2 separate regions of the Homo sapiens genome follow, and region 2 is linked to region 1. A link is a contact called in ENCODE Hi-C or POLR2A ChIA-PET data. All regions are on one chromosome and are shown on one strand. The core of a region is the stretch at or near the end of the contact, and the rest is flanking DNA. Distances in the headings are between cores, read along the strand shown.

Region 1 (4,880 bases), core at 2,256-4,755:
GGCTGGACTCAAACTCCTGGGCTCAAGCAATCCTCCTGCCTCCCAAGCAGCTGTGACTACAGGAGTATGCCACCATGCCCAGCCACACTACTTCTCAATTTTAAACATTCATCTGCTGTTTATTGTCCTATTCAGATAAATATGGATATATGGGTTTAACTCACACTCTGTAGTTCCTTTCCCCCATTGGCAATATATATTTCTTTTCTTTTCTTTCTTTTTTCTTTTTTTTTTTTTTTTTGAGATGGAGTCTCACTCTGTCGCCCAGGCTGGAGTGCAGTGGCACGATCTTGACTCACTGCAACCTGCCCTCCTGGGTTCAAGCGATTCTCCTGCCTCAGCCTCCTGAGTAGCTGGGATTACAGGCACGTGCCACCATGCCCGACTAATTTTTGTATTTTTAGTAGAGACGGGGGTTTCACCATGTTGGTCAGGCTGGTCTCGAACTCTTGACCTCGTGATCTGCCTGCCTCAGCCTCCCAAAGTGCTGGGATTACAGGTGTGAGCCACTGCGCCCGGCCTGGCACTACATATTTCTATCACTCTTTTTAGTTCATCTAAGGTTACCTTTGTAATTAACTTTTTTTAAAATTTAGATAGAGTCTCGCTATGTTGCCCAGGCTGGTCTCGAACTCCTGGCCTCAAGCAATCCTCCCACCTTAGCCTCCCAAAGTGCTGGGATTACAGGCATGAGCCACCATGCCTGGCCTACCTTTATAATTTTAAGTAACATCATTTTCCTTGGTACTTTTTGATCCATGGAAGGGTTTTAAGTTAGAGATAGACAAAACATTTGTCTTTTTTTTTTGAGACAGAGTCCGGCTCTGTTGCCCAGGCTGGAGTGCAGTGGCACCATCTTGGCTCATTGCAACTTCTGCCTCCCAGGTTCAAGCCATTCTCCTGCCTCAGCCTCCTGAGTAACTGGAATTACAGGCACCTGCCACAACACCCAGCTAATTCTTGTATTTTTAGTAGAGACGGGGTTTCACCATGTTGGCCAGGCGGATCCATCCGCCTCAGGTGATCCACCCGCCTTGGCCTCCCAAAGTGCCGGGATTACAGGCATGAGCCACCGAACCCGGCAACATTTGCCTTAAAGAAAATCACTCTGGATTTTGCAAGGAGAAAAGGATAGGAGGAGTAAAAATCTAGAGTCAAGGAGACTGGCTGGAAAGCAAGAAACTGAAATGGCCTGCACTGGGGCTGATTGTGAGGTCAAAGAAGAATTAGACTAGAATGGAAGGCTCTTTAGGAGGTAAGACTGACAGGACTAGGTGACTGGTTACATTCATTTATAGTGGCATTCAATAAAAATTTGTTAAAAAATACAAATGAATGATTTCAACAAATGTTACGGAGAGCTTACTATGTGCCAGCCTTTGTGTGTGGTGTAGAGAATACAATGGTGAGCAAGACATACCTGGACTGGTCACTGGAGACAGACAAGGAGTCAAGGGTGACTCCCAGCTGTTTGGCCTGGTGCAGTTCACTGAGGAGGGGAACCCACAGGAAATCTAGGAGTGAAAGGAAATGATTCCAGAAGTTGTGCTGTTGCGTTAGAGGGGCCTGTGAAGATGTCCTGCTGGACATCAGGCAGCCTGGAGCTCAGGAAAGAGGTTAGAACTGCCAATGTCAGTTTGGGCATCTAGATTGGTAACAGAGGTCATGAGAGAATGAGATCATCCATGAAGAGTCAGTTTGAGGAGAAAAGAGGGTCAGGAAGGAACCCTGAGGGACATCTTTTAATTATTTATTTTTATTTTTTTATTTTTTGAGACGGAGTCTTGCTCTGTCACTCAGGCTGGAGTGCAGTGGTGCAATCTCAACTGCAACTTCTGTCTCCCAGGTTCAAGCGATTCTCCTGCTTCAGCCTCCTGAGTAGCTACGATTATAGGCGCCTGTCACCACGCCCAGCTAACTTTTGTATTTTTAGTAGAGACGGGGTTTCACCGCGTTGGGCAGGCTGGTCTCAAACTCCTGACCTCAACTGACCACCCCACCTCGGCCTCCCAACCTGCTGGGATTACGTGAGTCATGGTGCCCAGCCGGGACATCTTTTCAAATGTAATAAAATGTGTTGGGTTTTCTTCCATTCTTATACATACTTACTAGGAAAAATCATGTATTTCTTTAACTCCTAAGACAAGTACTGTTAACATTTCATTTTGGGGGATATTACCCCACCATTCAGGAAGCAGATGGAATACAGAAAGCTCAAAAAAATCTAACTGGTCTTCTGGCTTCCTCTGTCTGCTTCCAACCCATTCTCCACAAAAAAAGTAAAGGTTCTCTTAAAACAGAAATTGGATTATATTGCTCCCCTGCCTAAAACTGTTCTATGGCTATCCACTTCAAACAAGCATCAACATCACCTAGAAACTTCTCAGGAATGCAAAATCCCACCCTGCCCCAGACCACTGAATCTAAAACTCTAGGGATGGGGCCCAGCACCTCTGTTTTAAGAAGTCATCCAGGTGATTCTGACGCAAGCTAAAGTTTGAGAACCATTGTGTTAAGCTAACTGCTTTCTATGTATGATGTTATTTAAACCTGGCAATTCTTATGTATTGTTGCCAGCAGAGTGCAGTGGTTAAGAGCAGAATCTGGAGCTAGGCTGAGTTTCAATTCCACCTCTCCTAGCTTTGTGATATTAGGTCTTATTTCTTTATCTGCGACAGGGATAGTAATAGCGCCTATAGCCAGCACGGTGGCTCACTGCCCATAATCCCAGCACTTTGGGAGGCCAAGGCGGGCGGATCACTTGAGGTCAGAAGTTCAAGACCAGCCTGGCCAACATGGTGAAACCCCGTCTCTACTAAAAATATAAAAATTAGCTGGGTGTGGTGGCGCACGACCGTAGTCCCAGCTACTCAGGAGGCTGAGGCAGGAGAATCGCTTGAACCCAGAAGGCGGAGGTTGCAGCGAGCCGAGATGGTGCCACTGCACTCCAGCCTGGGCGACAGAGCGAGACTCCGTCTCAATTAAAAAAAAAACAATAATAATGATAATAGCGCCTACCTCATGGGGTTGTTGTGGAATTAAACATCATCAGTAAGGTGCTTAGAACAGTGACAGAACCTGGATTTTAATCTCCCTTGGCCTCCAATAGCTGTGCATGCCCCAGGACTAGGTAACGGCCTTGCCCAGGACGGGTATGGGGCGGGTGGTGTGTGCCCTGTGTCCAAGGGTTGCAGCCCCTCTGACCCTGGCGTGCCCTGTGATCTGGTCCAAGGTGCTAGGCCTCTGACTGGAGTCGGGCTTGCCATCGGCGGTGCTGGGGAGCGGGCTGCTCTCGTGCAGGCAGCCCCACCAGCCAGCCGGGCTGCGAAGCTGCCTAGCACGGTCTGAGCATTCGCCTTACTCGCTGGCTGCTTACACCCCGACGCCGCTGCCGCCACCGCCGCCGCCGCCGCCGCCGCCCTAAGCACCGCCCGTCGCCCTCTCACCCCGCGGCAGCGGCGGCGGCGGCGGCGGCGGAAGCGGGGGGGCGGGCCAGGCCGGGGCGGGGCCGCAAGCGGCATGGAGGAGGCGGAGGCCGCGGCGAGCCGGGCCGAGCAGTGAGGGCCCTAGCGGGGCCCGAGCGGGGCCCGGGGCCCCTAAGCCGTGAGTGCCTCCGCGTGGGTGTCCGGAACGGGTAGCGCTGCCGGTGCAGGTCTCCTGAGCCCTCGGGCGGCTCCGGGCCCTGGGAGGAGGAGAGAAGCTGGGGCAGATAGGATGGGACGAGGGTTGAAGACTGGGGCAGGAGAGGTCGCTCTTTGCTCACCACAGGCTTGGGAAGGCCTGGAACTTGGTCCTTGTAGGGGCTAACGAACTTTGAGCCGATTATTTGGCCTCCACCCTTGGACAGCCTTGATTCAGAGAGTTACTCCAGTCTCAGGGAATTTCCAGGTGATCCAACCCCACTGAAGGGTTTCCTGCCAGCCCAGAGAAGTTGAGCCACTTTCCCCATGTCACACAGTATGGGTGCTTGCAGGGAAGAGTTGCTGGGAGGTCCTCCCTCATCTCCCCAGAAGGCATCAGACTTTGGGAGGAGCATCTTACCCCATGTGGCCCTCTGGTCCCTTCAGATTCCTGAAGTCATGGGCTGGCCAGGACATTGGTGACCCGCCAATCCGGTATGGACGACTGGAAGCCCAGCCCCCTCATCAAGCCCTTTGGGGCTCGGAAGAAGCGGAGCTGGTACCTTACCTGGAAGTATAAACTGACAAACCAGCGGGCCCTGCGGAGATTCTGTCAGGTATAGAGATGTCCCAAACCCTCCCCACCGAGCGCTCCCTCCCAGCTTCCTCCCCACCTAAATCAGGCACTGGGACCCCTGTTGGCCAGCCCCAGTGGGAAAGGGGCAGCAGGTTCCTAGAGGGGAGACCTCTATGTGTCATGTCCCTATAGGTAATGATTTGAACCCAAAGTTCTGGAATCGGAACCCAAGTACAACTTCTAAGCTTCTGACGGAAGCCTGAAGTCTGATCAGGCTGGCTTTGCAGAGAGGCACACCCCTGTGAGGCAGTTAGGGCCAGGACCCAGGTCTGATCCCCCGCTTGGGTCCCTGGGCCTGGCTCCATCTCTAGAAACCAACAATGGAGGGGACCAAGGAAATCAAGGTCTCAAATAGAAGAATACAGGAGCACTGGGTAGGGAGGGCCCTAATGGAGGGGGAAGTGTCAGGGGAGGTTCCCTGGGGAAAGTGGCTGTGAAACTAGGCCCTGGTCAGGGGAGTAGAGCTAGGCAGACAGAGGAAGGGACAGGACCCAGTTTCTCTGGATGTCTTCACTGCAGCCAGGGCCCTCCTTTCAGAAAGACCCTCTAGGATCTGAAGGAGGTGCTCCTCTTAATCATCCCTACCCCTCCCCTCAGACAGGGGCCGTGCTTTTCCTGCTGGT
Region 2 (4,948 bases), core at 1,507-4,006, 170 kb before region 1:
AAAGGCCATCCTTGTTAGAAATGGGCAAAGAGGCTGAATGCAGTGGCTCACACCTGTAATCCCAGCACTTTGGGAGGCCGAGGCAGGCGGATCACTTGAGGTCAGGAGTTCGAGACCAACCTGGCCAACATGGCGAAACCGTCTCTACTAAAAATACAAAAATTAACTGGGCGTGGTGGCACGTGCCTGAAGTCCCAGCTACTTCGGAGGCTGAGGTGGGAGAATTGCTTGAACCTGGGAGGCAGAGGTTGCATTGAACTGAGATCATGTCATTGCACTCCAGCCTGGCAACAGATTGAGATTCTGTCTCAAAACAACAACAACAAAACAAAACAAAACAAAAAACTGTCAAAGAACTTGATAGATTGTGTCCATGCCTCAGGGCTCTATGGAATGCAGAATTGAAGAGCAGTGAGTTAGGCCATCTGGTGGGAGAAATTAGGAATATCTAAGCAGCAAAGCATTCAGGTTGCTGCATGACTACTTTTAACTACCTATATTAAGTTGTGAGAAGGGGAAAATGACTTAAAGATGGAATTTATAATCAAAAGGGAAGTAAAGTGGAAAGATTTGGAAGACTCAGCCTGGCCATGTAAATAGTAAAAAGGCGGCCAGGTGCAGTGGCTCACGCCTGTAACCCCAGCATTTTGGGAGGCCAAGACGTGTGGATCACGAGGTCAGGAGAGCGAGACCATCCTGGCTAACACAATGAAACCCCATCTCTACTAAAAATACAAAAAAAAACCAGCCGGGCGTGGTGGTGGGCACCTGTAGTCCCAGCAACTTGGGAGGCTGAGGCAGGAGAATGGCATGAACCTGGGAGGCGGAACTTACAGTGAGCCGAGATCGCGCCACTGCACTCCAGCCTGGGTGACAGAGCGAGACTCCATCTCAAAAAAAAAAAAAAACAGTAAAAAGGCATGTTTGGGAGAGGAAACCAAGGGTATGGCCCAGCAACCAGTTTGCTAAAGAGACTAGTACAGAGAGAAGGGATTATCAAGACAAGGAAAGAAGGACTCTGATAGAGTTTGGATATTTGTCCCCACCCAAATCTCATGTTGAGATGTAAACCCCGCTACTGGAGGTGGGACCTGGTGGGAGGTGTTTGAATCATAGGGGCGGATCCCTCATGAATGGTTTGGGCCATCTCCTCAATGATAAGCATACCCTTGCTCTCTGAGTTCACATGAGATCTGGTCATTTCAAAGTGTGTGGCACCCCCCGCCCACCTCCACCCCCACTTGCTTGCTCCTGCTTTTGCCATGTGACAAGCCTGTTCCCCCTTCACCTTCATCATGATTGAAAGCTCCCTGGTCAGGCGCGGTGGCTCACACCTGTAATCCCAGATTGTTGGGAGGCCGAGGCGGGGGGATCACGAAGTCAGGAGTTTGAGACAAGCCTGACCAACATGGTGAAACCCCGTCTCTACTAAAAATACAAAAATTAGGCTGAGCACGGTGGCTCACGCCCATAATCACAGAACTTTGGGAGGCCGAGGTGGGCGGATCACGAGGTCAGGAGATCAAGACCATCCTGGCTAACATGGTAAAACCCCGTCTCTACTAAAAATACAAAAAAATTAGCCAGGCGTGGAGGCAGGCACCTGTAGTCCCAGCTACTCGGGAGGCTGAGGCAGGAGAATGGCGTGAACCCAGGAGGTGGAGCTTGCAGTGAGCTAAGATCGCACCACTGCACTCCAGCTTGGGCGACAGAGCAAGACTCCATCTCAAAAAAAAAAAAAAAGTAAAAAAGAAAAATTAGCCAGGCGTGGTGACAGGCACCTGTAATCCCAGCTACTCGAAAGGCTGAGGCAGGATAATTGCTTGAACCTGGGAGTCAGTGAGCCACGATCAGACCACTGCACTCCAGCCTGGGCAACAAAGCAAGACTCTGTCTCAAAAAAAAAAAAAAAAAAATCAAGGTGGCAATGTTATGCTGGTGGTTAAGGACAGAGCCTCTCCTACCACAGTGCCACTGACTTGCTATGTGACCCTGGGCAAGTCACTTAACTCTAATATGCCTCAGTTTTCTTCTGTTAAAATGGGGATAATAATACTGAGCTACCTCAAAGGGCAGTTTTGAGGCATGACTAATGCTTTTTATAAAGCATTTTGGGATCCTTCAGCAAAGGAATTCTCAAGACCTGAGTATTTTTTATAATAACAATGTCCACCATGAACTTGATCTGTCTGTGTGTCCCGGAAGCTATCATTAGTCTATATGGTTCTCTAAGAGACTGAATGAATCCATTGGAGAAGTGGTGGATAACTAGCCGGAGAAAATTTGAGAATGCTTAAACTCATTCCCATGGAAACATACACAGGACACCTTTTCTTTGATGAGGTGGGATTTTTCCCTTTTTATGTGGCATACTAGTAATTTGTGACCTAAGAATAATTTTGGAATAATTTCTATTAATATCAACTCTGAAGTTAGTTATACTGATCTGAGATTGTGTTTGTTCATAACAAAAGTGAAATGAATCTGGAAAAAAAAAAAAAAAAAAAGACAGCACCTCTGTGCACATTTCATTGGCTAAAGCAAGTCACGTGGCTATGCCTACCTGCAGAGGGAGTGGGGAAGGCAAGCCTACTACATGTCCAAGAGAAGGAGTAACTAAGTACTCCTTTGTGAGAAGTCCTAAGGCTTATCATACCCACAAATTGACTTCATGACCACTAATGATTCATGGTTGTGAGCGATAATTCAGAAAACACTCATTGAAAGGTTTCGTATGCTAACCTACAGTCTGGCTCACTACAACTTCCTTCTACTGGTCCCAGCTCTGCCCCTGGGGATACTCAAAACACATCTGCTTCCCCTGCCTCAGAACAGTCCTAGTTGGAGACAACATCTCTCTTCCCTAAGTCTGTCTTTCTCCTGGCGAAATACTCCCAATTCCCCCAGTTCTCCCCAGAATGAGACTTTCAGTTTCCTCTCCATCCCAGTCACCCTCTTCAGCCAGTACACCTCCTAAAGTGTCACCTCAAAATATGGTCTGAACAGCTTGGAGCTCAAAAGTTCCCATTTACTCAGAGAGATAAGGCTGAGTAAACTTAAGGACAGGACTGACTTTCAGAAGCAATTTCTGTAGAGCCAGTTATTTAACTTCCTCATTCAGTAAATTCTGATAATCATATTCCCACTGGGGGGCCCATGAAATCTGATCAGATCATTTTCCACCTTAAAACTCCGACAATGGCTTCCAGTTACTCAGGATGGAATACCTATTCCTTCAAGTGGCCCAGAAAGCCCTGTTGTAGGTTGGCTTCTGCCTGCTTCTCCAGCCTTGTGTTTCACAACCATTCCTTTCTCCTTACACTGCAGGATACTGGACCTCTTTCAGAATCTAGAATGTCCTCTTTCCTGACTTCACATTCACACGAACTGTTCCCTCTGCTAGGGCACTCCCAACATCCTCCTCTGCCTCACTAATTTAACTCCTCTTTATCTTCAGCTCTGTTTAAACATCTCTTCCTCCAGGCGAGGTTAGGTCCCTCAGGTATATGCACTTTACATTTCTCTCAGTACTTGGCTCACTCATAATTTACTTATAACTAATTGTAATTGCTTGTAATTTACTTGTAATTACTTGTCTATCTTGCCCACTAGATTGTACATCCCATGAGAACAAGGACTTTTTTCTGCTCTGTTCACCACTCTAGCGTCTACAGTTAAGCCTAGCACATAGGAGGTACTCAAATATATACTAACTACCAAATAGGTACTAAGCATGTTGGTACTTGGGGGTTAGGGATGCAAAAATAAATACCAGCTTACTGTCCCTAACAATTCCTAGTTTGGAGATGGGTAAAGAAGAAAAAGTGGCCATGGAAAGTGCTATATTCATTGTATTATAGAGAAGGTTGGGGAGCACAGAAGAGGATCAACCCAGCTTTAGAAGGATTAGAGAAAGCTTCCAGAGGGGTGGACATTTGAGCTAGCAAGAAAGCACAAGGGAAAAGGCATTTAGACAGAGGAGACAATTTGTCCTGACCCAGAAGCATTGGGGTATGCTATGCATGGATAGACAAAGAATTTGTGCAAAAGGGGAGCAGCAAGGCATGACAGACACAGATAAAACAGCATCAACAACCAGGGATCAGGGCAAAAGTCTGGACTTGATCCTGCTGGCAATGGAGAGAGAACAAAGGATCTTTCTGTAAAAATGGGTTCTCCCTATGTTGCTCAGGCTGGTCTCAAACTTCTGGCTTCAAGCGACCCTCCTGCCTTGGCCTCCAAAAGTGCCGGGATTACAGGCATGAACCACCATGCCCAGCCTAAAGAACAAAGAATTATAAGCAGATGAATGACACTCAGATTTGTGTTACTTACTAACACAAATGACATATGTTAAAATTTTATTTAAATTTACTTAACCATTTCCAAAACTTACTGGCTTAAAACAACCACTACTTTATTTGTTCATGATTCTGGAGGTCAGCGATTTAGGTTGGTCTTGGCTGGGGTCACTCATGCTGTTTGGGTCACCTAACCGTTTAACTGAGCTTAGGAGGTCTAAGACAGCTTCCAGCACATGTCTCCAGCAGATTGGTCCAGGCTTCTTCACAGAGCCGCAGAAGAGCTCCAAAATGAGCGTGGAAGTTGCGAGGCTTCTTGAGGCCTACATGCAGAAGTTGCACAGCATCCCTTCCACCAGACTTTACTGGTCAAAACAAATCATAAGATCAGCCCAGATTCAAGAGGTGGGGAAACAGACTCCATCTCTTAATGACAGAAGCAGCAAAGTCACATTGTACTGGGACAGGATGGGAGGAATTATTGTGATCGGCGATCACACAACAGATAAGGGGTGGCATGAGAGGATGGGGGAGAATGGAAGAATTTAGGGCTGATTGGAGTAATAGAAATGAGTTTTGAGGCTACTGCCTTTGATCAGTGAGAAATGATAAGGCCCTACCTAAGGTAGGAATGCTAGGAAGGAGAG

Evidence for each region. A loop is a pair of places that touch in the nucleus more often than their neighbours do. ChIA-PET counts read pairs that join two places held with the same protein, here RNA polymerase II (POLR2A). Pooled maps may share reads with other maps.
Region 2: a pooled map shows a loop between it and region 1 (2.4-fold over the local background). The contact joins the enhancer-like site here to the promoter of POMGNT1 in region 1. A Hi-C loop is called at or near these places in 1 of 50 pooled maps. POLR2A ChIA-PET finds 5 or more read pairs at or near these places in 3 of 52 experiments (Panc1, activated CD4-positive, alpha-beta T cell and activated naive CD8-positive, alpha-beta T cell).

What each region holds. Positions count from the first base shown.
Region 1 is chr1:46,197,059-46,201,938 of GRCh38, reverse strand. POMGNT1 (protein O-linked mannose N-acetylglucosaminyltransferase 1 (beta 1,2-)) reads left to right here and starts at 3,505. Exons shown (of 22, transcript NM_017739.4): 1 at 3,505-3,603; 2 at 4,068-4,237; 3 at 4,855-4,880. The coding sequence starts at 4,118. RefSeq lists a silencer at 3,377-3,576.
Region 2 is chr1:46,368,104-46,373,051 of GRCh38, reverse strand. It overlaps a transcript of NSUN4 not described here. Among named protein-coding and RNA genes, the nearest start is that of FAAH, 24 kb to the left of the region's middle. RefSeq lists a silencer at 825-989. Within about 2 kb of position 2,756, at least 4 of the 41 ENCODE cell types and tissues checked have a DNase peak (open chromatin) inside an H3K27ac peak, as active enhancers do.